2 separate regions of the Homo sapiens genome follow, and region 1 is linked to region 2. Evidence: chromatin loops called from intact Hi-C (ENCODE). Cell type or tissue: heart left ventricle. All regions are shown on one strand. Links, peaks and the distances in the headings refer to the core of each region. The heading gives the core; the rest is flanking DNA. Region 1 overlaps LOC105369498 (a long non-coding RNA gene). Region 2 overlaps NCAM1 (neural cell adhesion molecule 1).

Evidence for each region. Peaks named below come from ENCODE experiments on the same cell type or tissue, not always from the same donor. Only the 100,000 strongest peaks of a DNase experiment are listed, where the experiment ranks them.
Region 1: a loop joins it to region 2, with 2.3 times the contacts of the local background. A loop is called at or near these places in 2 of 110 quality-filtered maps.

What each region holds. Positions count from the first base shown.
Region 1 is chr11:112,806,270-112,822,661 of GRCh38, reverse strand. LOC105369498 (a long non-coding RNA gene) reads left to right here. Exons shown (of 4, transcript XR_948020.3): 4 at 1-1,377. Among named protein-coding and RNA genes, the nearest start is that of NCAM1, 150 kb to the left of the region's middle. RefSeq lists enhancers at 1-38, 39-906. In heart left ventricle, for the core only: no CTCF peak of the experiment used is centred there; no DNase peak of the experiment used is centred there.
Region 2 is chr11:113,257,670-113,274,061 of GRCh38, reverse strand. It overlaps NCAM1 (neural cell adhesion molecule 1), which reads right to left. Exons shown (of 20, transcript NM_181351.5): 17 at 13,739-13,916; 18 at 3,667-3,874; 19 at 2,186-2,302. It overlaps NCAM1-AS1 (NCAM1 antisense RNA 1), which reads left to right and starts at 161. Exons shown (of 3, transcript NR_034101.1): 1 at 161-438; 2 at 3,541-3,858; 3 at 4,414-4,530. In heart left ventricle, for the core only: no CTCF peak of the experiment used is centred there; no DNase peak of the experiment used is centred there.

The DNA of each region.
Region 1 (16,392 bases), core at 6,340-8,839, 450 kb after region 2:
ATGATCCCAGATCATCTCTTCCATGCTGCTCTTATCCTTTCCTGGCGGCCAGATGGGTATTCTTGTTTTAAAGCTCCTCTCCCTTGGGCTGGTCCTGAATTCATTGTCTTATCCAGAGAGAAAGGTTCTTGGGTAGAAATGAGGCTGGCTTTGTGGGAAGGATGGGGTGGGGAACTGTGGGTAGCAGCAGCAGAGGGGGATGAAAAGCCATTCAGAAGCCAAGGGACTAGGTCAGGGGGACACCTGCCCCCACATCTCAGCCTGCCCCCAAGCCCCACACTCAGAGTGAATCAGAAGGCCAGGTAGCTGGGAAGCAGAGACTCAACCCTGGTCTGCCTGACTCCAAAGCCTGCATCCTTTCCACTGTATATCCTGCTCCCAAGACCTGGATCCAAGTCTTGCTTTGCCACTAACTAGCTGTTTTGATTGTCATCAGGTGACCTGAAGTCTCTGAACATTGAGATTCCTCATTTGATGAGCAGGAATAATAGCCAAATGAACCTCGCCATAGCTGCTGTGCAGCAAATACCAAATGTGTGGATATGGAAGCATTGTGTGCTGTTTGCATTTCTATCCAGGTTCTCACATTAGGGACAATCATTGCTAGGGTCCAGGGTGTCACTCACCTTCCTTCCCTCTAGGGAGCTGACAGATGGGGTATATGCACAAAGAACAGTAACCAAATGGGAAAAGATGAACTACTTTACTAAACATCATAGCAGTGCCAAGCTCTGGCAAAAGCCAGATAGGCCAAATCCTGAAACAGAATCCTGGGAAACAAATCACACTTCCCCTGGCCCACAGGGAGAGAGGAAAAGAGAGAGATGGCCTGGCATCCCTGAGCACATGTCTGACCAACCACAGGGTATGGGCTGTAGGCCTATCTCAGCCTCTAAGGTGCAAAAAGGAACAGAGAAAACCAGGGTGTTCACATCTGGTTTTAGAAGGGTCCAGGTGTATGTAGGAGAGGAATAACTTTTCCTATGCCCTCTTAAGTTCCGTGGCCAGCTGGGCCTGACAATTAAGTTGACATAGACTAACAAGATAAAACCATACGAATTTTATTTAATATTTTTGTGTGTACATGGGAGCCTTCATAGGAAAAATGAAGATCTGAAGAAGTGGTTAAGACCAAGAGTTTATGTACCTTTTTAAACAAAGATTAATAAATTTTTGAAGAAGTGATGAGACAAAGAAAAAGGGTGTTAAATTTCTAAGTGTGGTAATTTGTGGGAAAATGATGAGGAAATATGTGGGGGAAAACTAAAGCAAGAGAAGGATTATTTTAGTAGGTTTGTTTGTACAGATCCATTTCAGCATTTGACTCCTAGTCTCTGGGTAAGAGTATTCTCTATCTGATGTAGGAGCCAAGGGGTTGGCCCTCTGAAGGTTTACTGAAAAATCACCTCACAAAAGGCAGATTAATTGGGGGAAAAAAAATACAAATCTATGTAACGTGTACACATGGGAGCCTGCAGAATGAAGATCCAAAGATGCAGGGGAAATTGTCCATTTTTATGTTTAGGTTCAACAAAGTATGGACAGCCATGTAGAAATATGATTGGACAAAAAGGGTCTGATCTAATGCTAATAGATTGAGTATGGAAATCCAGCAAGGTCTGTCTGTCTAGATTCTTCTTGACATCTCTGAGCATGCGTTCCTTCCTCCTGGGTGTAGGACAGGTCTCCCTCTGGAGTAGAATCTTACGACCTACAGTTAAACAAAGTAGATTGGATAATTTCTTCATGGCCAGTTTTTACATAGAAAGGTAGAGGAAAATTAGAGTAATACTTTTAAGTTATATTGCTGGCTTTGGGGAAAAGGAGTTCTGGTTTCTGAGACAACCCTCAGGGAACAGGGATTCTCATTTTTATGGCTGGCCTCAGGGGGGAATGGGACTGAGAGAGAGATGAGGGCAGGAGAAGGTCAGAGAAACACTTTCACTTCCGAGGCCTTCATTTTGCAATATTGCTTTCCAAGCCTCAACGTGGGTACAAGGAGGACACCTTTCTCGTAGAAAATCTTATGACCTGCTTTTAGGTAGAAAGGGAAGGTCAGCGAGCCCTTCCTGCATCTGCTGCTTCTCAAGTGCCTTCAGCTCAAAATATCTCATATGCCAAACGGGCATATTTTGGGGTGGCATGTTTTGAACTCCCTCCTGTGCTTTGCCTGGGGACAAAAAGGAGACCCCCTGGCTTTCTGCAAAATAAATGAGAAGGGACCGTGCTTTTGAAGGCCCAGGACTTGCCTCAATAGTAAGGGTGGCTACTGCCATGTTAGGCTTTGACCTATCGATTTCCTACCTGAGGTTTTTTATGGGAGGCAGGATGGCTCTTCTTGTTGTTCTTTTTCTCCCTGTCCTATATATAGGGCAAGGGACAGGCATGAGAACTTTTTGCCTCAGCAATATTTGACCCTGATTCAGAGAGCTAGGTGCTGGGGACTTCATCTCTCTTGAAAGTCAGAATCCTCAACTCAACCTCAATGAAGGCCCAGGTGCTATTGGAAGTATCTGCAGAATCACAGTTTCATTTGCCAGAGGTGTGGGAAGTAAGAAGGACAAAGGAGGTCATGAGGGAGGAAGTCAGGTCTGGGAATTCAGATCTATCTGCCAAATAACTGATCAATTAGTGTTGCTCAAGTTGAAAGGCTGCCCTGTTGGACAACTTCCTTTGTCATCTCTTTTCAGTGGAAAGAAAATGAATATTGATCCTGTTCTTGGCTCCATGCTCAGCCCCTTCAAATGAATATGATTGGGTTTTCCCAATGTAGTGGGTGACACTCGGACGTTTAGGGGTAATTGCATCTTCTCAGAACTCAGCCCTTGAAGTGGGGGCTGATTGAAGTGAGTCTGAGAGGATTTGGGGGTCACTAGAGGTTAGAAAAAGGCAGCTTCAGGTCTCAGATGGTGTCAGACTGGTTTTCTGCATCCTCAAGGGGCAGGCTTTGAACCTGAGTCACCTTAGAACTGGCTCAAAAATTAAGTTTGCAGAAGCTAAAAAATGGTTCCAATGAATCGTGGGAGACCAGAATATGCCACCCCAAAATATGCCTCTTTTGCATAAGGATTGTTGAGCTGAAGGCAATTAAGAATAAGCAGCTGCAGGAAAGCTCTCTGCCCTCCCTCCATTTGCCTAAAAGCAGGACACAGATTTACAAAGACAAAAGGTATCCTGTCCCTACTTCTAACAAGGAGAACACAGGATAAACTTTGAAGACAACTTTAGATCCTTATTCCACCTGGAGACAGCACCAGAGGAATCTGCATTAACAAGCTTTACTAACTAACATTTATCTGCCATTTATTTGCCTTTCCACAAGTCGCTGCCCCTAGAGACTCAAAGTCCTTTTTCTTTGTCTTTTCACATCTCTAAAAATTTACTGTTCTTTGTTGAAGATGCTATATAAGCTGAACTTCAAAGACACTTCTTGGACTTCAAGGACACCCACTCATTCTCTGGGTGTCTCCCATGCATGTGTGAAATATATATATTAATAAATGCCTTTTTGGTTTTCTTCCATTTATCTGTGTTTTGTTACAGGGGGTCTATTCCAATTAAGAACTTATGAGGGTTGATGAAAAAATTGGCTTTCTTCCCCCACAGGATTCTTGGAAAAATGAACTATTATACTCAGCATGAGACCCAGAGGAGGTGGGGACTGCTGGGCAGGACCTCTTAAACTTCCTAGTAAAATGTTCCTAATGGAGAATGAAAGGGTATCTCAAGAGTCCTGGGGTACACTCTGAAGCTGCCAGCTATAAGCATAAATTCCTTTTAACCTCATGGACTACCGTAAAAATTCTCAAGAATTTTGCATTCTCCTACATAATGTTTTTATATAAATATGATGTTTTGAATCAGTTGTCAATTAGTAAAATTGATCACAGAGGAAAATTCACCATATTCATGTTATAGCTTTAGGAACTGCATGTCCTACCACCTGGCGTATGTTATTTTGAGAAGCATAGCCCATTAACAACAATATTCAGATGCATAGACCTCCTGATTCTAAGCTTTGTGGAGGTCACTACTGCAGCATGATTGCTTTCTGCCTGGGTCATCCTCTCCCTGGGGGTGAGAAAGGAGTCTGTGTCCTGCTGAGTCTCAAATCTTTCTGAATTCTGGAAAGTCATCTCCTTGGGTATTCCAGAGCCATTGCATCTGGTGCTCCACGTGCAGTCAGGGACATCCCTCTTTCAGCCCATACAGACAGGATCATATGCACTGAGGGGGCCCCAAGATGGCGAGTTCACAATGAGTTTCAATGATGTGGCCTCCTTTATGTTAAGCCATGAATGCCACCCATGTACACCAGCAAGCCAGTGGCTAGGGATGAGGTATAAGAAGTAGGAGAACTTGGGGCTCATGAAAATATATTATCTTTCACTTTGAAAATTGTTTCCCTTGCACATCTAAATGGACATTTATTATGCATTTCCATAGTTACAAGTAGAAAAGGGTAGTGGGAGAAATTAGTGGAAAGTAATTGAAAACGCTGACTTCGATATCAAAAATTACACGTGGATATGTGCTCCCCTGCTGCCTTCCCCCAACTTCCCCAACTCCCACCACACACACTTAGGGAGTAAGGAAGATGGGGCGGGAGAGAGAGGGGAAAAAAAAAGGCACGTGCACACGAGAGAGAGAGAGAGAGACAGAGAGACCCACCTAGGGGGCTAGGGTAAGAGTAAAGACAAAGGAGATCAGCTTTCAGACACCAATCTCCTCATCTGTATCTGCAGATTACTAAAAATGCTGCAACTGTTGTTCAAAATATGCTCTGGATCCTTGTGGCAGCAAAATGGCTAGGTCTGCACCCTCCTTAAAATCTGTTGTCCAGGAGGAAGTGGGGAGAACGTGCTCCCTAGGTTCACCAGGCTGAACCATGGTTGAGCAGCTCAGAGGCTCCCAGGATCCAGGGACAAAGACCCAAGCTTCTTGAGATTAGGAGGCCAGCCTGTCTCTCTGCGGCACAGCCAATTCTCAGGGCACAATTGCTTTGTCAGGCTCTCATCACTGAGAAGTAATTTCCGCTCTCCCTGTCATCCCAAGTCCTGCCTAGCTAGCCAGGAATGCAGTGTCTCTGCTGGGCTCCTGTGCAGATAGCATTTAATTTCCATTGCATTGGGCTGAGGAATCTGGCATAATAAGGTATAGACCTGTTTGGCCTGCACTGCAGGGAGTCAGTGGTAGAAGAAGGATTCTGGGTGGAGGCAGACTGGTCACCAGGACAGTAACCCTGCCCCAAAGCTCTGAAGCCAATCACAGGCGTGTGGGGAGGCCTTTATCCCCTCCTCAGGCTCCCACCCTGCATCTTTCCCAGGTGTGATAGGCAGTGTGACATGGTGAGAATAAGGCAGGATTTGGTCTCAGACGGCCTGTCTGGAATTCACACAGAGGCAAGTGATAGCCTTGTACCTCGTAGGACTGTTGAGAGAAATAATTGCACACATACCTGAATCCTTTGGGGCTGTGTCCAGGTAGTGCCAAGGCAAGGAACTGGAGGAAGAGTTACAGATAGAAGCTCAATTCCTGGTTGTGTTCCATTTTTTTCCCCATGTGTCAGTTTCCTCCAGATCCTGGCTGAATGGCTGTGTCCCCAGGAGAGCTGGCGAGAACGTAGACCCTGCTGCGTGAAATTGTTCTGGGTTCTGTGTTCTATTTCCCTCTCTTCCTAGAGAGAACTGGGGTTCCTCCATCCCCAGAATCCTGCACATACTTCTATTTTGCTCTTATCTCTCTGATTGCAATTTATTGTTTCCTTTTCTTTTCCTATCAAAAGGTTGAACTGCATCAGGGCAAGGCCTGTGCCTTATTAAGTAGTTGAAAACAACAGGAAATCAATGAATGTTTGGTAAGTGAAGGAATGAGTAAGGCAATGAAGCAGGTTCTATTGATCTAGGAACCTGACCGTTCAGTTTTGGCTTTTGGGGCATTTGGTTGTTACAACATCTGCCTGGCTTTTCCTCCATAAAGAAGAATGTGAATCTGACATGCTAAACAATAGGAAATCCATGAGTATTATTGGAGTGATTTTTATGTTTCTATAGAGTTTTTTACACTTTCACATTCATGATTTTATTTGATCCTTATTAGTAATTTAGCAAAAAAGACACAAGAAAGCTGAAGTTCAGGGAAAAGTCAGGGGACTTGTCCAAGACTATGTGTAGGTAACTGGTGATGGACCCAGTATTAGAATTCTAACTTTTGAGCTCTGTCCAGATGCTCTTGAGAGGAATCTGCAATGCAGTTTACCAAACAACACTTTTAAGAGGCCACAGGGAAAAATCCACCAGGTGTGCAGGTGTACAGTCACTTTGCTCACTTATTTTTCATGAATGACTTCTGCATAACTTCCTGGGTCATGCACTATGATAAAGATGGAGAATGTAGAGAAAAGTATGAGGGTCTACTAGGGGAGTCAGAGTCATAGGTTGAACTTGAAGGATTGGAGCTCTAAGTGAAGTCTAACAGCAGCATGGTAGGAGTGAAAGGGAAGAAAATTGGTATATTGGAATTTGCATTTCCAAAGCTGGAAGAGTTATAGATAATGTGGCCCAGAATATGGCCATAGGATTGGTTGTTGCTAATGTGGATACATGTTGTTGGAGTTGATAATGTCAAGGAATGCCAATGCTAGGGCTCAAAATAGTTTGCATAGATGTGAAATGTGATGACAGAAGCTGAGGAGCAAAAGAAATTTTGGAGCCAACTAATAAAATACAGAATGAGTGAGAGGAATGAAAACTAAGCTGGAGGGTAATGGTGACAAAGATGAGTGAAAGAGTTAAAGGATGGTGAACCAGCTCACATAACTTCCAAAGAAAGAGACCTTTTTGCAAGAGGGTATGAAAGGAGGGTTGGATGGAAATCACTGGATTAAACTGGTGTTATAGAATGTTTGTATCCCCACCCCCTGCCATATTCTTATGTTGAAGCCTTAAGCCCATAGGTGATGATATTAGGCGATGCAACCTTTGAAAAGTAATTAGGTTCAAATAAGATCATGAGGGTGGGACACTGATAGGATTAGTGTCCTCATAAGAAGAGGAAGAGAGGCCAGATATTCCTCTTTCTACAAGCCCAGCACCAAGGAAAGCCCATGTGAGCACACAGTGATTCGCAGTCCAGGAAAAGGGCCCCCACAAGACACCAAATCTGCTGGCAACTTGCTCTTGGAATTCTCAACCTCCAGAACTGTCAGAAATAAAAGTGTAAGCCATCTAGTCTATGGTAATTTTTTATAGCAGCCTGAGCTAAGACAATTGGTAAATGTAGATTGTTTCATTTATTCAGTGTTGGCTAAGGAAATCATGAAGGCTTAACACAGTACTTAAGTTTATTTCTCACTCCCATTACCCATCCCAGACTGGTCAGGAGGGGAGGAAGATACTCTGCTCCATGTAGCCATCAAAGAACCTAAGCTGATAAAAGTCCTCACATCTTGTACTGTATCATCTGAAATATGAGACTTCCACGATCACTACTGCAGGGGAAGAGATGCTGGAGGGTCCTGCATTAATTCTTAAGTGTACTGCATTGCTCTACTCACAGTCCATTGACCTGTACTGGTCAATGGCCACACTTTACTCAAAGGGGTTTAGGGAGGTGGAGGAGCATAGAAATATTTGAACAGTAAATGTCTTTGTGATCCTGGTAACAGACTCCACAGGCTTGTTTGGCTCATTCATTCAGTAAATACCTGAATGCCCCTTTGTGTAAAACAATGTGCCAGGTGCATAGGACACAACAATGACTAAGAAGGGGTTGTGGTTCCTGCTTTAGGGAGGTTTTTTGCCACTCTTTGACATCTTCTTGTTCTCCTGGCTTCAGACCCTGAGCTTTTTTTGCTTGCCACCTTCCAGTTTAGAGTCTTGGCTCCTGTAAGACTGCCTGTTTCCAACTCTAGACTATGCTTCTTAGAGCAAATCTCCGCTAGGCTACCACATTTCATTGGGTAGAATGGGTGTAATCCTGGTTCCATGAATCATGTCTTTTTCAGTTTTTCAGCTGCAGGGATGTAGGAATATTTCAGGGCCATTGGGTTTTTATTGATGAAGGAGGGAACTTAGACACTCTCCAGGCAGACATGTCCCAGCATACTGACCAGGGTAGGAACTTCTTCCATCCCACCCAGATGCTTGGTTTGGAGTGGTGGATGGGGTCTGGTGAGCTGGTAGTGGCTCAGTTTCAGGCTTGCTGCCTCCAGGAACATAACACTATTCAGTAGGCCATAATTGAAAATCTATTAACTCTGGAAACCAGTATTGCACATAAACCTCCCCAGCCCTGGCCATACTGCAGTGAGCACTTCCTCCCCGTTATTCCTATAAATCACGGGAGATGGGCTGGGAACCAATCGATGAGAAAAAATTATGCCACAGCATTAGATTTCATCATACACAACTTGAACTATTACTTTTCTGTCCTGTGGTATGAGGAATCATGAGAATTAATAGTCTTCCTCTTCCCCAACGATGGGTTTATGACTCAGCCTTACCTACACTCTATTTCTTCCTTAAAACCATCAATTAATTTTGGGTACTTAAAACTACTCAGTTACTTCCTGAAATTAGCAAGCATCACCTCTATCTCCCCCATATAGAGCCTTAATGGGATTTTTAAATAATGATATGGTTTCCCAGGTTTTGGCTTCCTTCAAATGTCTGGTTGGGAATAAGGTTCTGCCTCATCAGATTCCTCCCTGTGACCTTCTCCCTAGACTTCTCTTGGCTCCATCTTTCTAGTGATGTATCTGGTACTCAACCTCTGTCTGCCTTTTCTCTGCAGATGGTTAGGATAAGCAAGACTAGAATCAAGATGATTTTAGTTACTCTCCATCTCTTGTTTCAGCATTCCATTTCCCTTGCTTTGAGAAACTTCTTTCTGAACTCTAACTCCTTTGAAAACAAAATGGAGGAGTGGAGTCCATTTAGCAAATAGCTCTGGTGATGCCCTTCTGGGAAAATTCCAGTACCTGAGTGACTGCAGCAGGTATAGGTCAGCTGGGCAGATGGGGTAGTGGAAGGCTTTGGGCCAAGACATGGAGATGAAGCAGGAACAATATGGAGCAGTGTCCTTAGTGTATCTGAGCCAACCAGCAAATATTTGTTGAACATATTCTATGTGTAAAACATGCTAGATGTTATTTTAAACTTTTACTTTATTTTGTGTATGAAACTCAGATTTTCTGAGAGGGAAGCAAGAAATTCTATCCAAGATCCATGAATGTTTTTCCTTTAGTCATTCTCAGGTGAGTTTTCAATAGGTTCACAGAGAGGGAAAATGTCCTCTGGAATCATTCATTTATTTGTTCATGCATTCTATAAATACAATGAATTGATGTTATATCAAGGCAGTGCTTGGGATGATTTAGGGTATATAAAAGTGACACAAGTATAGCCTCAGAAGTTAGATATTTGCAACATTGCAACATTGTTTGGAAGGTAAGACTCTTGGGCAGGCATCTCATAATTCAAGGCAGTAGGAACTAAATGCTTTATGACTGGTAGAAAGGAAATCCTTATTACTAGAAGAGGCAAGAAGAGAGGTCTTCTCTAGATGGCTGGCCCCAGTTGTGTGGGCTTTTGCACAAACCAGAACCTGCCTCCACCCTCTAATGCTACTAAAGTTAGAATGAAACATCAGACACACTAACACAAGTCCAAATGACTGAACAACTGGAAAAGCGCCAGGGTCAACATACACCTGCTATCTTCTGGAATTTCCCAGCTCCCACACCATCCAGGGTTGCAGGGGAGCTGCCATGTCACAAGGAGTTCTCACCACAAATCAAGCTGATTGGGCTAGCTGAGAGCTCCAAAACCAAGTGGAACCCATGTGTCCCTTTCCTCAGGATATTTATTTATTTATTTATTTATTTAGAGATAGGGTCTTGCTACGTTGCCCAGGCTAGAGTCAAACTCTTGGGCTCAAGCAATCCTCCTGCTCCAGCCTCCTGAGTAGCTGGGACTACAGGCACACAACACAGTGCCCACTTCTGGAGGATTTTTGGTCTTAGGCCTGAGAGTGGAAAGTCTCTTGTGGCTGAACTAGAAGATATATATTTTGGGAGCTGCCAGTAGCCATATTTCCAATGATGGGAACAGAGAAGTGAGGGACGTGAGTTCACTCTCAGGGAGAAAAAATGCAACAGAGGCTAGGAAACAAGCACTAACATGAGATGTGGAGGGAGTCCTGAGGGAATGTGGGAACTTGGTTATAGCAATTCCTAAGCCCCCATTGAAATCATGCTCTCAGGTTCCAGGAGACATTCCAATGTCCTTTATAACAAATCCTCCATTTTGCTTAAACAAAGTTGAGTTGGGTTGGGTGTCTGTCACTTGTATTACACAGTGTTAAATTGAATGAAGTACACTAGACCACACGCAGAATTTACAAAAGTATTACCTAGAAATCCATAATCACAATTCTCAAAATCCCTCGCCCACAATGTGGAAATCATACATTGCCAATTTGTTGGAAGCGAAGAGAGAATTTAACAGAAAGTATGCCTCTGAAATGAGCCATGCCTAGAGCTTCCAGCCCCATAAGACAGAGGGTGGAAGTACTTTCCCTTCACCTCAAGGCAAGAGGATACACCACTTAGGCAGCTTGACATTATTCCCTGCAGTTAGGAGGACCCAGAAGGCTGGTGCTGGACTCCTGCCCATGAAACCTCGAAGGCAGGAGGGCTTGGCAGACCAGCTGCTTCAGTTGAGAAGTTAAGGAAAGCTGCTGCTGAATTGACACTGGCCTATACTCCTGGGATTTGTCAGAACAAAAGAGGCAGGAGTGCTTTTTATGGACCATATAGGCACCGGTGGGAGAGAGAACTGACCTAAATCCAGAAGGATCGCAGTGGAAATCCAACAGAGAGAACCCATGTGGAGTAGACTGTCAGAAAACCGAGGCATTGAAAGGGGGGTGACCAACAGGAAGGCAATACCGAGTCAGGGTCGTGGGAAATGCTGTTAGTTTTCCAGCAGGGCCTCTGACAAGCCATGAGAGTGTCATGAGAGGCAAGACAACTTTAGATACCTGCCAGGCCCAGAGCTCTTGAAGTCGTTTTACTGCAATACCTATCAAGAGAAAACTTACCTGTTCTTTTAACCTCTTCTCCCTCCCAAGGCTCCAACTCCAGAGAGATCAGAAACAGTTGAGCAGAAGGGAGGTGTCTGAGAAAGCAAGAAGAAGCTGATGCCATCCCCTTTACTCTGTAGTAGGGGCCTGTCTGTGCTAACTGCAGCTGGGGCATCAGGATAAGGGTTGTCTTTAGTGGCAGAGAAAATGTCCTGTGTTCGCCAATTTCTCCTCATGTTTCTTCCTTCATACTACCCAGCCCTGCTGAGGTTGGGTGGGAAATATGATTGGTTCTGTGGACGGAAATGAGATTGGAAGTGCTGTGTGTCGTATCCAGACTAAGGCACAGCAAGGGCCCTGTAAGCCTCTAGGCTTTCTTTGTCTCTGTTGCCCAGGAGCATGAAGGCATGTGTTGGTAATGGAACCACAAGATCAAACTGGCCTGAATCCCTGAGTCATCACATGGAGGACAGCTGCCTACAAGAGTCTCCTGACCTATAGTGGGCTCTGGATGAGTGAGAAGTATAATAAAATGTGTGCATTAATTACAGACCTTTTTGGCTTCTTTGTTAGTACAGCTAGACCTATAACATCCTGATTAATATATCTTTGTATAAAGATCAATGTGTTGACTATTATATTGAACTAGACACTTTTAATTATTGATTTAAAATATATTGTTGATTTAAAATGACCTATATTCTCTAAGAGTGAGCAGAAAAATTGGAGATTTTACCCAGTTTCAAGGGACTGAACAAGCTCTGAATATATTTAAAGGGCAATGGCAAACAAAATAAAAAAATTTTTGAATATGTCTCATGGGTCTTGTTTATTCAACACACTAGTTACAGTTGCTTTGGGAAAAATAACTCTCACCTCATAGAGTTGCTGTAAATTGAAAACAACTTGGCTTATGTTAGGTCCTTAGTAAAAGTCCATTTCTTTCTAGGGGAATGAGTGGGAAACATGAAAGTGTACGTAGGGAATACAGAACAAGGAATGAGAGATGTAGATAAAAAATGTAGCCAGCTTTGCCCTTCTGCCCCAGGCAGGACATTTCTCTGGATCTAGAGGTCTGATGCCTCCCAGAGATGTTGAGGGAAAAAACAAACAAACAACAACAAAAAAATACCACTGTGGTTTGGAAAACCTCCTGAAGTTTAGAAAAAGAGGACTTTCTTTATAGATTTAAAATGGGGGCCAGGTGCAGTGGCTCATGCCTGTAATCCCAGCACTTTGGGAGGCTAAGTTAGGTGGATTGTTTGGGCCCAGGATTGTTTGTGACCAGCCTAGGCAACATGGCAAAACCCCGTCTCTACACAAAATACAAAAATTAGCCAGGTGTGGTGGCGCGTGCACCTGTAGTTCCAGCTACTGGGGAGGCTGAGTCCAGGAGGCGGACATTGCAGTGAGTGGGATTGCACCACTGCACTCCAGCCTGGGAGACAGAGGGAAACACTGTACATACATACATACATACATACATACATACATACATACATACATACATACATACATAAATGGGGAGGGACCCAGGGAAGCAGACGCGACTGGCTGGGTGATGGTAGGCAAATACTCCAACTCTCCAGCCCCACTAAGTACATCTGGACAAGATAACCTTCAGGCCCTCTGAGGCTCCAACATCTACTCGGGGATGAAACAATTCATGGGGGCAGGAGGTGGTTCAGCATATGCTGTCTTAGGCATGGTGGGGGTCAATCCATTAGGGAGGGAAAGCTGGACTGGAGGGATCTATGGGTTCAGGGCCCACCCATCCAGGCCGAATAACTCTCTCTTCATCCCCAAGCCCAAATTGCTTTCTTGTAATGCCACCAGGAAAGCACATTTGTGTTAGCTGGTGCAGCTCAGCCTCTGGTCTCCCCAGGCCTGGCCATAAAGCTGGCTCAGGCTCCAAGCTGTGTGTGTGAATATAACACAAATATTTATCCTGTCTGTAGAACACCGTGTCTGTAGAAGCTGCCCACTGGAACTGGGCCCCCATGGTCTTATAAGGCAAAGGCTGGCTACAGCATGCAGCTCTGGGGCCCTGGGCCCCACCTAGGGTAGCTGTATTGAAAACAGACCCAGCTTTTGGGGAGTATTTGCTGCAACTGCAAAGGACAGATTCTATTTCAGACCTGTGGTGTGTGTATTTCTTACTGACTCCTTTTCGAAGCCAAATCAATATCAGGCCAACCAGGAGATTTCCAGAGATATAAACCATGGGGCTGAGAGGAGCAGGGAGGACTCTTCAGTGGGATCAGAAGAGCAGAGCCCTCTGGGAGGCCTTCCTGTTGGCGATGTAAGATCTCACCACATTAGTGATAAAAGCAGAACTGTTAGACTCTTCCCTCCTGTCTGGATCACAGCCTCCCTGTAACAGGGGTTCTCATGGGGGGGTCTCACTGGCCAGGGGGGAGTGGGTATGAGTGGTGGTATGGGCTTCCTGGTGCACACACCTTGGCGATGCCCCTGGCAAGGAGTGGGGAAAGGCCTGCTCCCTCTCCTCCCACAGCGGGCACTGCTCAGTGCAGGTTTTTCTACCAGCCTTGAAGAACACCCTTCCAGAGGGACTTCTCCTACCCAGCGCAATGAGAGAGGGGGAGTTTTCATCAGGACCAGTGTCACATAGGTGATGTAGGCTCTAGCCATCTGATTTCACGCACTGCCCTTAAGACAAAAAACCCTATTTAGCTATTCTCCCAAGTTGCTGACATCCCACCAGTAGAGACTCATTCCTTTGAGTCTCTGTAAACCCAGAGTCCTGAGGAAGTGGCAGCACTTTACTTACTGTGAATGAGTTGTCAGTTCCTTTCCGCTTTCATTTACTCTTTCAACAAGTCTCTTGTGAGTATCCATGAAGGGTCATTCCCTACGAGCCAGGTGCTGTCCAGGGACTCACAGAAGCAGAAGGAGGAGACAATCTGGGCTCCGGATGCCATGGAAGGGGCTCAGGGAATGGAGCCAGCAGGAAAGATGCCCTTGCCCCATTTTGCCACTCCAAGAGGGCCTCAGCTGGGTGGCCTCCTGGTTTCCCTGACGAGGTGCAGGGAGGCTTTGGTAGAAGCTCCAGGTTGCACCATGGGCTCCCAGCTCTTTGAGTAATTCCAGAGCCCCTGATTAGTTTCATCCCGTGGTACTTGAGGATCAGACACGGAAACCCCCAGAGACAGAACCTGGGGTGAGGAGGGGAGGAGGAGGCTGCTAGAGAGGGTTCCATTAGGAACCTGTATTCTTATTCTGAGGCTCCCAAGTTCTCTCTCTCTCTCTCTTTCCTTCTCTCCCTGTAACCCTATCAGAGGGTTCCAGCAATAGCCTGGGGAGGCCATAGGGTGGGCATCTCATCTCTCTGGCCCCCAGTCCCTTCTTCCACTAAAACAGGAGGAGGAAGGCTCCCAGCCCATGTGCATACATTCTGCTGCCAGGGCTGCTCACAGCCCCTTTTCTTGGGGGAAACAAGGTCAGGAACCTCTCCCAACCAAAGCCCCCTCTCCCAGGGAAGATTTTACCAGTTGACTTGTTATTAATGATGTTCTAAAAGCAGCAGGTTTGTGGCCAAGGGAAATCAATTGGCCAGATATGTGACAAAAGGGGAAATACTCTACAGCATATGAATGTATGAATTATTGATGTCTTCAGTTTGAGGCTTTCAGACACCAGGGCTTAGCTGTAAACAGCAAAGTGCCCTCTCTTCTTGCACCTCCCTCCCACCCGCTCTCTCCCAGTTTGGAGCCCTTGCAAGGTTTGCCCTGAAAATAGGTTTGATCCCAGGTCCAGGGAAGCACAGGGATGGGGGAGGGAGGAGTCAGAGGGTGTCCAGCTGACCAGCTCTTTGAGGCCCCCATCTGGGCCTGATGGAACCATTCTGAAATAGGGGGCTCCACCCTCCCCAGGCTCAACTGCCCTGAGTGACCCTCTAACTTCCACTTCCCCTGGTTTCACAGGCCATAGCCATCTTCAGGGTTAAGGACTGCAGTCTGCTTTTTTCCTGCTTTTTCAAGGGGCTTGAAATTTCTGAGCATCACCTGACCTTTACATGGGGGAAGGAAGAAAAAAAAATCCTCAGTTGCATACAAAAAACAAATCCTACTCCTTTGAATCTATAAACCATCATCTCCTCAATTCAAGCTTTAAGATTCGGGACCAATATATGATACTAATAGCTCCTGAAAGATATATTCAGAGGTCTGCTGTAGTCTGAAAATCATTTTTCTACAGGCTCCAAGAACAAGGTTTCTGGGGGTCATCTCCCACCCTCGCTCTCTTCTGTTGCTTTTCCAGTCTCTGTTTTTCACTAGCTATTGCTATTGCTCATAGCTCTGTAAATAATCTCATTGCCCCACAAATGCTGACTCCCTCTAAGAGGATCTAGCAAATCCTGATTATGAATTCGTGTCCCTACTTCTTCTAACCTGCCTGCTCACCCCTCCTGCCTTGTCCCTGCTGGGTGGAAATGCATATAGGAAGCTCAGTTACAGGCTGACAACTCAAGCAAATGAATGAACACATTTCCTGTCTACAGGATAGAATTTCACTTGGAAATTGTCCCTGGCCTTCTCAGTTAGTGCATCAGGTCTACCACCCATGTCAGGACCCTTGAAGGGAGAAGAGGGAACAGCTGTTATGCAGATGAAATGCTGCTTGCTATCAGCGAATTTCCCCAGCTGCCTAACCCTTTCCCTGCCAGACTATCACTCCGAGTTTTTGTAAAACACACTTCTACTGACTTGTGAGTTGAGTTTAACCATCTCATAGCAGCACATGGCAGAGACATTTGATTTCTGAGTAACTGCTGGAATCAATCCCTTGTTCAGGCTTGGTGCTCACTTTTTTAGGATCACTCACTGCTTCACCTTCCGGGAAGAGTGATCACAGAGAGGCTAAGTCCAGTGGACTTGAGGGAGAGGGATGCAGACCCCTTGAGATGACCCTTCAGGTAGAAATTTCTGCAGACCCTGCAGAGAAAAGGGCTAGAAAGGAGATGGAGGTAGAGGAAGAAGCCCAGTCTCTGGGTAGTTTCCCCAAAGTGAAGGTCTTAGGGGGCCAAGGTATGAAAGCAAAAATAGGCAGGGCTAGGGAAGCCAGGACTTAGGCTGACAGCTGCAGACTTCCCTCATCTCCACCCTGCTCCTGGGTGGTCAACCCTGGCTACTACTCTGGGCCTTCTGGGAATGGTTGGCCTCTCTTTGCCACCACTGCTTTCCTTTCAATGAAACAAGGAGCAAAGAGATCCATTAGTACTAGCTTCCACCAGACTTGTGCCCAAGTAGTCCAGCTCAGAGCTAACTCTTGAGTCTTTTACAGCTC
Region 2 (16,392 bases), core at 8,102-10,601:
CTTAGCCTGCTTCCCAAGCTATTCTCATCAGTGGCCTGACTGCAAGGGCTCCCCCAGGGAAAACAGAAGCCGCTGCTAGGATGATAAGGATAAAACATAATTAACATGGCCTAATTAGCCAGCAGGCGGCTGCTCCTGGGGCCCAGCTGCCTGTCCTGCTCTCTCTGCCTTATCCCAGCCCCTTGGTTGACGGTCGCCTCAGAGAAGCCCTGGATGAGGCTGAAGACACATCTAACAAGGAGGACACAGCACAGCACAAATGCACACCACCACAGGACACAACCCGATGACAGCAGACAAAGAGAGGCCGTACTCGGTCTTTGCTGGCGCAGGCGAAACAGAGCTGTCTGCAGTGGAAGGAGCAAGCTCAGGGGCTTGTCCACTGGCCCCAGCGGCGGGAGCAGGAGAGCCCAGGGCTGCAAAAACATCCTTTGCAAGGTCAATATCTGGGGTCTTGAAGTTCCCTTCGTCCATTTTAAAGTCCTCGCCCTGGGAAGGGTTTGTGGTGCTGACGGAGGCAGCCTCGCTCTTCGGGCTAGCAAGGGCTGTGGCTGCCTCGGCCGGGCTCTTCGCGGCTCCGGGCTGGGTGGGCTCCGGGTCCGGGCCTTTGGTGCTGGGAGCCTCCTGCTTGGCCTGAGGGGCTTCTGTGGCAGGGGCAGCCGCTGCTGCTAGAGGACTGGCTGCCCCAGTCGGGGTGGGGACTGGTGCAGGGGTGGGCTTGCTGGCCGGAGGAGCCTTAGAGGCCTCCCCGACACCAGCAGGGGCGCTTGGGCTGAGGACAGCCCCTTGGTTAGCCAGGACACTAGAAGACAAATTGCTAGCGGCAGGGGTTGAGGTCGGGGTGTCGCTCAGGTCAACGAGGGGGGCGACCTTGGGGGCTGAAGCTGGGGCCGGGGAGGGGGCAGAGGCGCTGGGCCCCTTGGAAGGGGTGGCCTGGCCAGCCGGTACAGAGTTTGAGTCAGGCGTGGCCGTGGCCGGCGGGGCAATACTGGAGGTCAGGGTGGTGGTCTCACTGGTGGGGCTGTTCTGAGCAGTGGCAAAGGTTTCGGTGATAGTGTCAGAGTTAGTGGTGACGGTGGTGACAGAAGGCAGCATGTCCTCGACAGTGGCCGTAGTGTCGGCAGGCAGCCTGTGGGAGGACAGGAAGTAGAAGAGAATAGACAATGAAGCTGAGACGTGACAGAGAAGCGAGGAGGAGGGCTGAAGCCCAGGACAGGGACCATGGGGGTGGGGGCATGCAGTTAGGCACAGGCACGGACACAGGCCCACAGAGAGAGAAGGATGCTGAGAGGAAGCACACGCCCAGGTGGGCAGAAGAGGACACAGGAGACGACAGAGAACGTGGCGGTCTCAAAAGGGACCTGCTAGCCCTTCCCTGCTGATGTCTCTCCAGCTCTCTGCATAGAGCTCCCTTTCCCTGAAGTCCTTGCAGACCTGCCTAGGGCTTCCTGATCCCTGCCCTGGATCTCCATTCAAGGAGGGGCAGGCTTCTGTTCAGCATCCACCTGCTCTAGGCTTCCCAGGTCCCAGAGGAACTGGGCCCAGCTGTCCTGCAGGGCTCCCCAGGGCACCGATGGGAAAAGTCACGAATAAGGCAGATCACGAGTACTCAGAATGGCTCATAGGAGCTGTGGGTTCTTCCAGTCACAGATTTTGTGGTTCCCTGAAACTCCATTCCCTTTAAGCCCATAAGATCCTTGACAGCTAGGCAGGCATTACAACCACAACTGGTCTGGGGCTCCGTGGGTCCCCGAGGTTTCTGAACAGAGGAGGGGCAGAGAACTTTACCAGGTCCCCAGCTTCCCTTATCCTTTCAGGGGGAAAACACAAAACCCTAGAATTTCAAGAAATCCTAAGCAGACTCTGCTAAGCCTTTCAGTGAGATTTTGCCACCTTAAGCCATTTCCAGAATATGTGTATAACTTGAGAACAGGGGCTAGGGATCCAGGGATCCCTACTTATACAGGAGCCTTCTAAGGGTACCCACAGCCACCGAAATAGAACCAGAAATGCCTGAGGTCAGGCATTTCTCAGCCAAGCAGGTCTTGTGGCCAAGGGTTTGGAATCCTGGCCTGAACTGTTTGGCCGGGAGCTGTGGGTAGGGGCACGGGAGGTGGGGGTAGGGTGGGGAGGTGGGTGTGGGGGTCTCTACGGAGCAGGTGCCAGCCCCTCCCAGCCCACGTACTCGGGCTCCGTCAGTGGCGTGGTCTCGTTGGGCTCTGTGTGTTTCCCTCCATCATGGTTTGGGGTCCTCTCCTCCTCCGTTCGAACCTCCACGATGGGCTCCTTGGACTCATCTTTCCTGTGGAGACAGTACTGCTGGTTAGACCCTAGGGCAGCTGCAGGGAGGGGCTCCCACGGAAGAGCAGCTATGACTCAACCCAAGGCTGGCACGGTGGGCATCCAGAGCCAACAGATTCAAATGTATAAGTCTCAGCCCAACCCTTGCTAGCTGTGTGACCTTGAGCTTCAGATTTAATCACCCTGCCTCAGTCCCTTCATCTGTAAAATGAGGCAAAAACACTGTTACTTTGCCTAGTTATGAGAATTCAATGAAAGGATGCATGGGAAGTGCTAAACACAGTGCCTGACACAGATCATTGCTCAAATACATACATCTGTCTCTGTACACAGGTATACATACATTTCTTTTCCTTTCCTTTTCTTTTTTTTTTTTTTTTTTTTTTTTTTTGAGACAGAGTCTCTCTATGTCGCCCAGGCTGGAGTGCAGTGGCGTGATCTTGGTTCGTTGCAACCTCCGCCTCCTGGGTTCAAGCGATTCTCCAGCCTCAGCCTCCTGAATAGCTGGGATTACAGGAGCATGCCACCACGCCTGGCTAATTTTTGTATTTTTAGTAGAGGCGGGGCTTCGCCATGTTAGCCAGGCTGGTCTCCAACTCCTGACCTCAAATGATCCATCCATCTCGGCCTCCCAAAGTGCTGGGATTACAGGCGTGAGTCACCCCTATACATACATTTCTAAGTACATGCACATACATGTATATGCATATACAGTGCCTGGCATGTGGTGGTGCTAAACAACTTATTTCCTTGCTCAGTCCCTTTCTGGCTTGCTCCAGCTCTGCTCCACCCAGTGACAGTCTTCGAAGGCTCTTGCTAACTGGCTTAGGATCTGTTTCTCCAAGATGCTGTTGGAGGGACAGTATCTGGATCATCAGCTCCATAAGGACAAGAATTTCTATCTGTTTGTTCCCTGTTGTACCTATGTGCCTGGGAACAGTGCCTTGCCTGCAGCAGCTGCTTGATAAATATTTGTTGAGTGATGGATGAATGAATGAATAAACAATGTACGAAAGCAAGGTAAGTGTGTCCCTCTAATGCTGCCCTACCCCATGGCAGCTCCTCCCCAGGTTTAGTTCTGACAATTTCCCTCATTTTGACCTACACAGGGATTTTCACACTCTGGGGAGATTCTAATACAAGAGATCTGGGATTGGGCTCAAGAGTCTACATTTCAAACAGGTAACCCCCAAAGACCATGCTTTGAGAAACTTTTCTCTAATGTTTTTCCCCCATCAGGGTTCCAAATGGAGAACGTGCAATGAAAGGAAAGGCACCAGCTGATGGCGCAGGGTGGTGCAGCTGCTGGGTCCCTGGGCTGGAGCAGAGCCCAAACCTCAGCAAGGTGGACAGGTCTGCACTCACGAGAAGGCGGCCTTGCCCTCCTCCATGTCCTTGCCCTTGGCCCCGGGCCCGGCTTTTCCACACAGGTTGACCGCAATGCACATGAACAGGCCACACTTGTTCAGGAAGTAGCAGGTGATGTCCACAACCACCAGGAGCAGGACGAAGATGACGATGAGGATGCCCACGATGGCCCCGGTGCTCAGGCCTGAGGTGGGGCTGCCGTTGGCTTGAGTGGGAGAGAGATGGCTGGTGGTTAACAGACTGAGATGCGAGACCTCCAGACCCTGCCAGCAAAAGCCCCTGCGGGTGGGGAGGGCCCAGAGGACAGAGTCATGGCATTCATGCCCAGAGTGACACCTTCCTGGGGACCTTCTATGCCCCAGAATTGAGAAAACAGGGTCTTTCTATACCTTCCAGAGGGAGGGATGACAACATCATCTCACAGATTGGGGAACAGGGGTGAGCCTGGTCAGCTGGCCTCCCGTGAGTCCTGGGAGCAGACTGAGCCCCGCCTGTCTGAGAACACCGGATAATGAGGCAGTTGGAGGGCGCTGCTGTGTTTCCCCTGGACCAGGGCAAAAGGCTTTGCAGCACAGGCAGGCAGTGATCACTGATTTCAGGCGGGGCTGTGGCTCCTCAAGTGCTCAGGGATAGGGGCCCAAAATGGGGTGGTGGAGGGTTCCTGGGGCTTTCTTGGGGCTTGTTGGGTTGTCCATCACAATAGCATCCCCATTATACTTCTCCACTTCCTCTTTCCCTCTTTAGGAATGACCCCAAAGGAGCCCTGCATTAGAGCACACTGGGTTCATAGTTTACCCTCCTCACTGCACCCCAGGAAGACAAGTGAAGCCTGGGTGACTCCAGAGACATGGAGGCCTCCCCAGGCCATGGGCAAGGTGAAAGGTCTGGGAATACTCACCATCTAGGAGCTCAGGCCTGCTTGGACCAGACTTCAGGAAAACCTGAAGTGAGTGCAGACTCACTCAGAGGTGCACACACACACAGGCACACTCACACGCAGGATAAATGCCCATGCAGACAGGCATGCACTCTCACATTCTAGCACCTGGCACCCTGGTTCTGGCTGGACTCACTGTGAAAGACTCAGCCTGTGTCTTACTTCCCTGGTGCCCATCTGCAATCCCCCCAGGGTCTTTGGCTATTGATGGTTTCACAGAGAGACCTGGACTCAGCTCTCTGGGGCCCCTGGGAGATCAACCCATGGTTACGATTGACACTAGTTGCCTGGGATGGACCAATTGACCTCTTGGTGGTTCCCATCAGTGTCTGGGAGACAGTGGTCATGATGCAGGAAGCAAGGACCCATGTGGAGCTCTGCCATTAAGTCGATGTGGGAACAATCACCCTCGACTGAAATATGGGCACTTCTAATTCATCTTTCCTCCAGAACAACCTGCTTCCATAACTGGCAGCCCTGCCCCACCAGTAGACTATGTCTAAAGCTTCCTGTGCTCTCAGGGCCAACTGAAGCCACCCAGGACTGCAGACTGAAGATGGGAACTGTAGCCAGCACTACCTGGGGCTCACCCCACCAGCCACCCCACTCCCAACCCAGCTCGCTAGGCTTTGCCAAGCACCAGGCCAGGCTCAGCAGCTTGCGAGCCATGTAACATGCCAGATAGATAGTGGAGGGAACATGTAACTGAGTAACCAGCACCAGAGCTGGGCCACACATTTTTTGTTTTTCATGCAGCCTGTATTTGCGGGAGGGTGGTGGTATTGATGGCTCTGTGTGCCCCAGGGGTCTCTGTCCAGGCACTCTAGTGCTTCTCTGGTGGCTGTCCCTCTCCACTGGTCCATATTTCAAACTTCAGTTTGGGGAATGGGCCATCAGCCTAGCATGCCAGAGAGGATCCCTCACAAATGACTCCTGAGACCCCTGGGTGCAGCTCGTACATGTTTTTAGTCCCTTTGGGACCTTGGCTTGCCTCCCAGCCCTTCCTCCTCAGGCTCTCTGGCTGGTCCCTGCTGACCTCGCACTGAAGATCCTAGCGCATTCCCCCAGGAAGGCTTGAGATGGCGAAGAACTCTGCTTGGAGAACCCAGCTCTGGACACCTGTCTCTGGGCTTTGGCAGCAGGAAGCTGGCCACTGGCCTTAGCCGTCAGCTAGAATGGGTCATTTTCTTAGCAGCCATGAATGCAGAGGTATTTCTGGTTAGTCTCATAAGAACAAAACCATCCACTTCCCCAGAGTCCTCACACATTCCACCCAAAAAGCAAAGGAGACACAGGCCTTCTTGGTCTTCAGGATCCCATAGCTGTTTCCCTGAACAGGGAAGAAACTTTAGCCTTGGGTTTTCTCTCCATTCCATGACACAGGGCTCCAGGCCACTGCAGCTTCCGGACATCAGTACCCGATAGGTGTAAAGTGCCTACTCCCTGAAGAAAGATCTGAAAGTATTTTTTTGATGACAGTGGGGAATATGTCTGGATTTTTGGACTCAATGGCACTAATTATATCTTCTGAGGTTTATGTGTAAATATGATTTTGTGAAACTAATCATATCTCTAAAGAGGAAAAATAAACTCCTGCAAAGCTGCTCTATGTGCTTGAGAGGACAGCAGCTGGGACAACTGCTCTGTGCTCATCAGACCCAGCTGGAGGGCGGCACTGGCACTGCGCACATCCAGGGGAGGGCCAGGCAGGGAAAAGGCTTCTGAACTGTGGCATAAACAAGTAGGGCAGCGGCCTCCCCTTTCATTTGAATATAAAATTCAAAGTCTTTCTCCCGGCCTAAAAGGCCCACCATCTGCTGCAGACTCTGCCCACTCCTCTGTTGGGCCTCATGGCGTGAACCGGCAGCCTCCCTTCTGCCTGCTGAACACATCCAGCTCAACCCGCTTTAGGGCCTTGATGATTCTGTGCCTGGAACACTCCCTCCAGGGTGGCTCTCTGTTGTCCTGCAGGCCTCAGTCCCAGTGTCACCTTCTCAGAGAAGCCTTATCTGATCTCTTATCTAGTGTGGCACCTCCAGCCAATACCTACCATGCTGCTAGCCTGTTTTATTCTCTTCTAACTACTATCTGCCACTTTCTGTTCATTTACATGCTTATGATCTAGCCATCCCCCCTAGGACATCCCAGCAGGTACCCTGCCTGTCTCTCTTGTATCTCCCCAGCATCTAGGACAATCCTGATTCACAGAAAATGTTCAAAGAATACTTGTTGCACAAATGGATGAGTGTTTAGTCTGGAGACGAGAATACTATTTCCAAATATTTAAAGGTGTTATAACCAGAAGGAAGAAGTAGTCTTACTGTATATGGCACCAATGTGTGGAAATTATGGTGGTGGCAGATTTTAGCTCCATCTGAGAAAGGACTAATAAACAGGGCGAATCCAACATAGTGTGGGCTGCTCTGAGAGGTGAGTTCCTTGATGCTGAAGGCACTCGAGCAGAGGCCAGAAGACCCCTTGGCAGGGACGCTGTAAGGCTGTGGATGAGGCTCCCACACTGGGCAGGAGCATGGGTGGAGAGTGTCTCTTCAACCACAAGAGCCTGTCATTCCAAGTCATACATTCTACACTGCCTGGCACACGGTACAGGTTCCCTAATGCCAGTCTCCAGAGTGTGGACTGAGAAAGACTTTTTCCTGGAAGACCAAAATGCTCGGTAGGTCCCATATTTAATCACTGATCCTTGTGATTTTATTTTTGCATGACAAATACCTTTAAACTCAATATATCTCCACCTGTAGCAAATTCCTAGGGTGTTTGTTAACAATTCAGAATCTGGGGCTCCCCACTTTTATGGGATCTGAATCACTGGGTATGAGGCTCAGGAAACAGGAGTTGAACAAGCAGCCCAGGTGATTCTTATGAGGACCACGCTCCTAGGTCTTCCCTCCCCTGCATTACAAAGAGGAGCACGTGATCCCATGATTTGCCACCCCAGGGTGCACTGTGCTGTCTCACCCAGTGACCCTGAAAACAAACTTGACCTAAGGTATTGAGTGGATCAAGAGAAAACAAAGAGTATGCCCCAAAGGAAAAGCGACCATACTGTATGCCAACACTGAGTCTAAACTCCTCAAGCAGGTGAGATGCTCTTTAAGCTAGGAAGAGAATGTTTGTGGCTTTTACAAAAAAGAGGCTGTGAAGAAGGGACAGGCTGTGAAATGGGCAGCAGGGTATTGAAGGCGAAAGCCAACACCCATTCCCTCTCAGTGGCTATCACAGAATTGTTTAGTCCAAGATAACTAGAAGAACAAAGGCCATCTCCTGCCTCTTGTGTAATATTTCATAAAAGGAAAAATATAAACCTCCATGGGTCTGTCTTTGCTATGGTCTTCCCTCAGCCCTCCCTTGACTAACTCACCTGTGCACCTTGGATGCAAAGAAGGCTTCTGGGGAAGAGTTTCCCCATAACCTCGAGGTCAGAGCTGCCCAGGACAGGGAGATTATGAAGGTGGAGCTGTCCATCTTCTGTGATTCCTGGCTTGGGAGGGGTTGGCACTAAAGAGGGAACTGGCTTGCTCCAAGAATGAGACCCACAGATGCCTATTTTTGTATGCCTTAATATAGGAACATGGGTCTCACATTTTATAAATATCCAGATGGGCCTGAGTCCTTGTGCCATGAGACCCTGGTGCAGCAGAAATGCCCTTTTCACCCCCAAGACTCCCAGAAGATGGTCAGACTCTTGGAACTGTTGAGCTGGGGTTCTGGTTCACTCATAAGCCCTTTACATGTCTGCTTGCTCCTTCGAATCAGCTAAACAGATGGCTGGTCTCAGGGGCTTGCAGGATGCGTCTGAGTTAAGTGTGATTATGAATAGAATACAGTTTGCAAAGAGAATCTTCTCTCAGATTCCCTCTCCACAAGCTCACTCTGTGCAGCCTCTGTTAGGGATAGTATAAAGGCTGCTGTGTCATCAGGTGACCTTGCCACAGAGTTGTGCATCTGTTGGCTCAGAGTGTGGCCCCATCCCCATAGTGACCACCTCCCCAGTTCTGCAAAGGCATTTTCCCCTCCCACTGCCTGCTGGGGACTCCAAGGCAGCAATGCCTCTTAACAGCTCTTAGGATGCCTGGGAAAAAGAGATTGCTCCCCGTTAGGAAGAAAAAGTATTTCATTCACCAGGCTACTATTTCTCTAGGTAATAGTCTATCCAGGTACATGAGAGGCGGAGGGAAAGGGTCTTTGCTGCTTTGTCAGACACAACTATTGAATAAAATCAAGCCACGCTGGTGAGTTCACATGAACTGTTATTTCCTTTAATAATGCAAAGGTGTAAACTTCATAAAGCCCTCACTGATTATCTACACAACAATGTTAGCATTCTTATTAGTAGAAAAACATGATCCAAACCTGCTGTATAAATAGTCCAAAAATGAGCAAAGGGGCCCCATGGTGTGTGGAGCATGGGCAGCACAACTACAGGGCACAGGGGAGTGGGGTGTGGCTGAGCAAGGTGGGGTGCACTCACTCCTGCAGGGTCTCTGAGGGCTGCTGTCTCCAGGACTCCTGGCGGGGCTGGGGCTGCAGCTGTCACCAGGAACTCAGTGTCCGTGGGGAGTGGGTATGCGCTAGTGCTGCCTCCTGAGGAGCGCACTGTTACAAGCCGTGGGTCTGTCTAAATGGGACCCTTGAGGACCCTGACATTGTTTCAGCTGAGGCCTGCCTGACCCTGGGATGTGTTGAGATGACAGGGCCACGTCAGTCCTCTCCACACTTAGGACGAGATCTCCAAAGGGTCCCTTCAGAAAGATGGACACTGCCCCTCTCCTGTGGGTGGTCCTGGGATCAGGGGGAGGCAGACTCCCAAGCTGGGCCCTCCTAGGATGAAGCCGTGTGACTTCTGCCCAAGGTGATCCTAAGAGCCAGTAGCTCTCCCACACTGACCTGGGATCCTTATGCTCTGCCCTGTGCCCAAAAACCATGCCTGCCTCCACTGCCCTGGTGTGAAGCGCCATCTGGGACTCCAGCGGGGAGAGTTTTGTGGCTGGGTTGAGAGGCACTACCCTGCCTGAGCTACTGTGCAGCATGGAGCCTCTGATGTCTGCACGTGAGCCTCTAAACTGAGCGCTGGGGATTAATGGCGAGCGCCAACATAGGTGGCTTTGCCCCTCAGACCACAGCATGGGATCATTTGGAATCCCAAAGGGAAAGGCTAGTCTTTGAACATTAAAAAATAATAACAACAGAAAAAAATACATAAAGAAACCAAAAAGAACAAAAATCAAGCTTCCATGGAGATGCTCAGAGATGAGATATGTAGAATGATATGTGACCACAATGGGGGGAGGGAGGGAGTTTTTATTCAGTAGAAGGTCCATCCCCAAGCACACACACTGATATTACCAAGCAGGATTCAGCCCTGAGTCTCCACAAGGGACCTTAACAAAACACACCCATTTCCTCTCCTGGGTGAACTCCCAAGCAGCAGGGAGGAGCAGCTGGATTTTCAGGAGAGTTTAGAAAATGTCACTGAACCAACGCACCAATACAGAGGCTGGGGCATTCAGGAAGCACTGACAGGTTGGCTCGGCCCCAATTTATTAACCCTCCTGGGCTGGGCAGTCTGGGAGTGGCCTGTCCCTCTCCTTCTCTACTGAGCACACACAGGCCAGGTAGGGGACTAATGCCTGGTTCACAGTGGATGCTTCCAACCTGTCCTGTAGACTGATGCTCAAAGCCATTCTGTGGGTCACTGCTGAACCACGGCCCCACTCTGTGCTGATCTGCGACATGCTGCCAGGCAGCAGGGGAGTCACCCCGATTGGGAGACAAACACCTTTCAAAGCTGACACTTGTTGGCACATCATGGCTTGGCCCCGTTCACAGAGACAGTGTAAGGTGCTGGCCGTAATACGAGGACTGAAAGCACATCCCAGAACGTTCATCAGCCCCAGAAAATATCCAACAAATTCAACTTTTTTTCCAGTGCATGGGCAACAGGGGTGACTTCAGTTGCCCATCATGTCAGCAAAACGCTCATGTGAATCAGTGCGGTCTGGCTCTTTTAACATGGGCACTTAAATGCTTAATTGCAAGCAAAGCCAATTATTATTGAAGGGAGGACAAGGAGCACAGAGTTAGAATGAGGGGAATGTGTGGTGATTTTAACAATCTGACACAAGCTTTAGAAGGTACTTAGAATTCTTCCTCTGCTACATCATATTTAGGTTTGAACCCAAAATGCAACAAGTAGCAGATATGCAGAAACTTCTCTGTAAATCTAGCATGATGGTTTTTAAAAATAGCATTTAAAGAAAGAGCTCTCAAATTCTTTTTACTGCCATTAAAAAGGGGGCAAACTCCTTATGAAGTGGCACAAAAGTATCTGTGAGTGGTGACATGTCTGGAGGTAAAGCTTTTTCCAATCACAAAACCTTCTCTTCCACACAGAATGGTTGCTCAGCAGCTGTGGCCATGGTGGTCCTGCCAGGTTCTTCCAAAGGGGGCACTGATCTTTTTCATAGGAACTGGGCTTTTAAGCAAATTTAATTTTTGTGTTCAAGTTCCTAACAGAGCAAAAGAAGAGTCACTGCAGAGAAAAGCAATGAGACAAAGGTGTAGGATGCAGAATTGCCTCCCAAGGTTGCTGCAGGTGTCAAGCAATGGGTCCCCAGAGATAATGTGGTTGTTTAAAAACAAATGTGGCAGTGGGGATGTCCCAGTGACGTCCAAGGTGACAAGTGTGACGACAGACACAGGAAGGGGAGGGGGACAGAAGGAAAGGGAAGGTAGAGACAGAAACAGAGAAAAAAATAGATAAAAAGAAAAAAAATTAGGTCAACTATAGAAAACACAGAATCAAAGGTTAATTCAACTTAGTAAATTAAATTGACAAAGGTTAGAGAGGGTTCAGTGCAGTATCAATACCATAAGGCCAGTTCAGAAGCTCAGCAATGCCAGAAGCAGCACAGCAGGGTTAATTTGGGGGCTAGGGATCAGCGAGCAAATGAAATTAAAGTGAGAGAACAGAAGCCTCCACGCTAAAATACAAGAGTTTGATTAGGAGAGTGTTACCTTTCACTAAGGTGAAGCCTCTTAGATACAGCCAGCAAGTGTATTGTCTTCTAGTGTCTAGCGTGTTTTACCCATAGTGGTGGAGATGCATTGGATCGCTGCACTATGAGTCAGCACACTGTGCTTAGGGATTGGGGATGGCCTTGTCAGAGATGAAGCAGGCTTTTCTTCCTATGGCACAAGTCCCACACCACAGTGCTGTTAAAGGAAGTCTCATTCTGTACCCCGCTTCACCTTCTACCCTGCTTGCTGACCACAGAATTCAACCACAAATGTCCAACTTGTAATTCAGAGAGGTTTTATTCTCGGATCCCAATTCAATGGCCAGGAAAGTCTAACCGAGAACACAGCCACCACCTTCTCAGATCTGTGCAGGAGAGCCACAGAGCCGTCACCGGTGAGGTGAGCAATCCCCCAGCCCTCTCTGGCTTAAGTGGGCACCTGGGCGATTCACAAGAAGGATTCTGATATCTCCAGCAGGCACAACTCTGGAGGACAAGGTCTACCCAGAATTTCGGTCTCTGACACAAAAACCACAGAAGCCAGTGCTGCTAGGAGTACCCAGCATGTGAACACAGCAGGTCCAAACAGCCTACCCAGTGAGTCTCACCCCAGGGAGCAATTGCCATAAGGAATCTGTCTTGCTGCAAAGGGCTTACTCAAGCCTCACCTGATCTCACCTCCTAAGTGTCCCATGAAGGCCAGACAGATCTGGACATTCACTCCAAGCTGTCGATTGTAAAGGAATGGACCAAAGAATGGAGAGAAAGAAGGGGCAGAGGAAAAGCAAGGAGAACCTCCATTTGAACATCCTGTTAAGGTATAATGAGGACATTTCCTGCAGCCTTGCCCACGTGCCTTGCCTTCTGCACCGACCATCTGACCAGCGACTGTGGAGAAACACCCACCCCAGCAAGCACTGGGGAGCCTTCCTGTCAATGCAGGGTGGACCAATTGATGCTTCTGACCTACAGTGTAAAACTCACCTGCCAACTCACTGGAGGTCCAGCACACGTCTCCCAGACACACACATCCATGTACAAACAACCACTGGGAACCACACACTGATCCCGTTTTGTTGCTGCTCTCCTAGCCCATTTTTGCACATACATCCCTGCATCATAGGCAGGCCACAGCCCTCTGGCCTGTCTCCTCCTGGGAGGAGGAATCATGACCACCGAGCCAAGAGCCGGGCAAGCACTGAAGACAGGGCAGGCATGAGGGGGGCTGCCCAAGGCCGTCTTCCCACCACACTTGAACATGGCAGGGTCTATGGGGCCCCCCAACAGGCTGCAGCTGTATGTTCTATGCCCACCTCTCCTGCCTGGGGTTGGCATTTGGCTGGTCTGGAAAAGCAGAGTGATCAGTTGAAGAGCTCCTTCTTCTCTGAGGGATTTGGCCAAAAAGGAGACCAGCAAGGTTAGGTCTTGGATCCCTGGAGACAGATCTGTATCTCCTAGGAGAACTGCTGCCATCACAGTCTCTAGCAGACCGGATTGCTTTCATTGATGGTGCTTTCCAGCATCTATTTTCTCCACTTGTTCTATTACAAGTGGTTCAATTTAATCTGTTTCCATTGAGAGGCCTTTGGTAGATAGGGTTTGTAAGTAAATGGGCATCATCTCTTCCTTCTCTTAGGGTCACCACAGAGAAGAGATTTGGACCATGGCTGTGCTCATAAAGCAAGCATCAGATAGGAAGTGCTTAGAAACAGTTATGTGGTCCAAGTATGATGTGGCAGATGGCAGATAAGGTCTCAAAAAAGGATCCTTACTCAACCAACTTCCAAGGCTAGGCTGGAGCTGGGGCATTTCCCATCTGAGGGGTCCAATGGACTGATTGGCATCAGTCCTTCAAGGCCAAATGGGACAGGACCTTTTCTCCAGGATGCTTGGCCAAGCCTTCCTGGGGGTCCAGTACATCTCACCCCACTGCACAGATAGGTACAAGGCAAAACTAAGCTTTGCATGGGCAACCAATCATGAGGATGGCTGTAAGCAAGCAAGTTGTCAGGGTTGTTCAGGCGCATTAGGAGGTGCAGCACTTGTGCATTAATTCAAAGCGGAAACAAACAGAAAGCAGAGGCAGCCATACCTGGGATGGCTGTGGGCTGGGCCGAGGTCCTGAACACAAAATGAGCCGCCTTGGATTTTCCTTGCTGGTTCTCAGCCACCACGTAGACCTCATACTCAGCATTCCAGTCCAGGGACTTCAGCATGACGTGGTCACTGCCAGACGGGAGCCTGATCTCTGGTTTCCACTCGGAGGAGAGCTTCTGGGAGAAACCGGCAAGAAGGATACAAGAGACCAAAAAAGCTTTAGATAAAAGTACTGGTAAGACCAGACAATAGGCAAAACTTACGGGACTCAATAACTTTTGGCATGAAATCATGAAAATAAGAAGCAATGATGGGGGTGGGCGCGGTGGCTCATGCCTATAATCCTAGCCACCTTGGGAGGCCGAGGCGGGTGGATCACTTGAGGTCAGGAGTTCAAGACCAGCCTGGCCACCATAGTGAAAACCCGTCTGTACTAAAAATACAAAAATTAGCTGGGCGTGGTGCCACACACCTGTAGTCCCAGCTACTCTGGAGGCTGAGGCAAGAGAATGGCTTGAACCCAGGAGGTGGAGGTTGCAGTGAGCCGAGATAATGCCACTGCACTCCAGCCTGGGTGACAGAGCAAGACTCTGTCTCCAAAAAAAAAAAAAAAAAAAAGCAATGATGGGACATGGTCTTTATTCTTTACCAGCCTGAAAAATTGCACAGGTCAGGAGGTCAACTTTGCATGCTGGCAAACACAAGCAACAGCAGATGCCAGTGTGGCATTGGGCCAACACCGTCAAGGTCCCATCACCTTCAGGGCATGCAGAGACTCAAGCACCACTCCTGTCTCCCAGGCTACACTCTGGTGCTGGGGACATATGCATAAGGATGTCCTAGAAGAGTAATAAAACAAGTACATTTCTTGTCATATTTCAGGATGCTGCTTAAGTTAAAGTGGCTGACTCACCTTCCTGATGTGTGAATACTGTGTAGATTCCAGTTTCGTTAAAAATGAAAACTATGGCCGGGCGCGGTGGCTCACGCCTGTAATCCCAGCACTTTGGGAGGCCGAGGCGGGCGGATCACGAGGTCAGGAGATCGAGACCATCCCGGCTAAAACGGTGAAACCCCGTCTCTACTAAAAATACAAAAAATTAGCCGGGCGTAGTGGCGGGCGCCTGTAGTCCCAGCTACTTGGGAGGCTGAGGCAGGAGAATGGCGTGAACCCGGGAGGCAGAGCTTGCAGCGAGCCGAGATCCCGCCACTGCACTCCAGCCTGGGCGACAGAGCGAGACTCCGTCTCAAAAAAAAAAAAAAAAAAATGAAAACTATTTTTGTTGAGCCCTTACTAAGAGCTAGGCACTACAAAAGCTTTACACACATTTTCTTGTTGTATTCCTACAACATGCCTGTGGGGTTTTGTCAGGCTCTTACTAAACCCAGTGATGGGGAAGTGAGAGAGAAGTAAGGTGACTAACGTAAAATCACACCTGCAGTCAAGGCTGGAGCTAAGTTCGTTTGGGCCCAAAACTATGATCTTTCCTTTTTTTTGTTTTTCTTAATTGTGTTCTTGAAAATAACAGTTTTAATTGATACAAAATAGCTATACAGATTTTCAGGGTACATGTGATAATTTAATACATTCACTTAATTTGTAAAGATCAAGTCAGTATAATTGAAATATCCATCACCTTAAATATTTTTCTCTGGGCTAGAAACATTTGAGTTATTTTCTTCTAGCTAGTTTGAAATATACAATAGGTAATTGTGAACTACAGTCACCCTACTGATCTATCAAACACTTGGCCGTATTTCTCCTATCAAACTGTATTTGTTTCCATCAATCAATCTCTCTTTGTCTTCTCCTCCTCTCATGATCTTTCCCTTCTATAGTAGGGAGCTCAGCAAACATCTGTTGGACTGAATAAGGTTTTTCTATTCCATGCAGTGTGACCTGGTCTCTACAACGGCAGCAAATAGATGGAGGTACCTCGGGACTAAGTTCTGCTGTCAAGTCCAACAGTGGGCTGCTCAAAGGGCCCACAAAGAACAATAATTAGGTAACCACCTCCCTCACCAAACAGTTTGTGGAAGAAGGCCTGAGAAGTCTTCAGATGGTTTCACCATTGCACAGCCCATCTCTTTGCAATCTTTGGCCTTTTCACAAGGCAGGTGCCCTGGGATATCTGCTGGGCACACAAGAAGTCTTGATAGATGTTTATTGCATGACAGGCTGCTCCTTGGAAGGGCAGAACACAATAGCACTGTCACCTGGACAGTGGTCTAGTAACTGTTGTAGGCCCATGGCTAAGGCTGGATGAGGAGTTATCTTACAGCAAAGCAGTCCTCCCAGGCAAAAGGGTTTGCACTAGCCAAAGAGATGCCTTTAGGAATGTGACAGTGCTCATGCTGCATGGGCAAATGCCAGTGGTGCTGGAAGGGGAATTCTAGTTTCCTTAGAGTCTAACCAGTCTGGCTATGCTGTAAGCTAGGATGTGTATATATCACTATGTGGCCCCACTTTCATTTAAAAGAAAGCAATTCCGGTATCTTTCCTCTTCATTTCTCTGTCTTCCTTGGCAAACATCATTATACAAGAGACAACCAGAATCTAGAGAAAATGTTATATTATACTTATTCATAATATAAAATTATAATATTTAGCAAACATGAATGAGGTTTTGAAGTGAGAGAGGGTGGTTA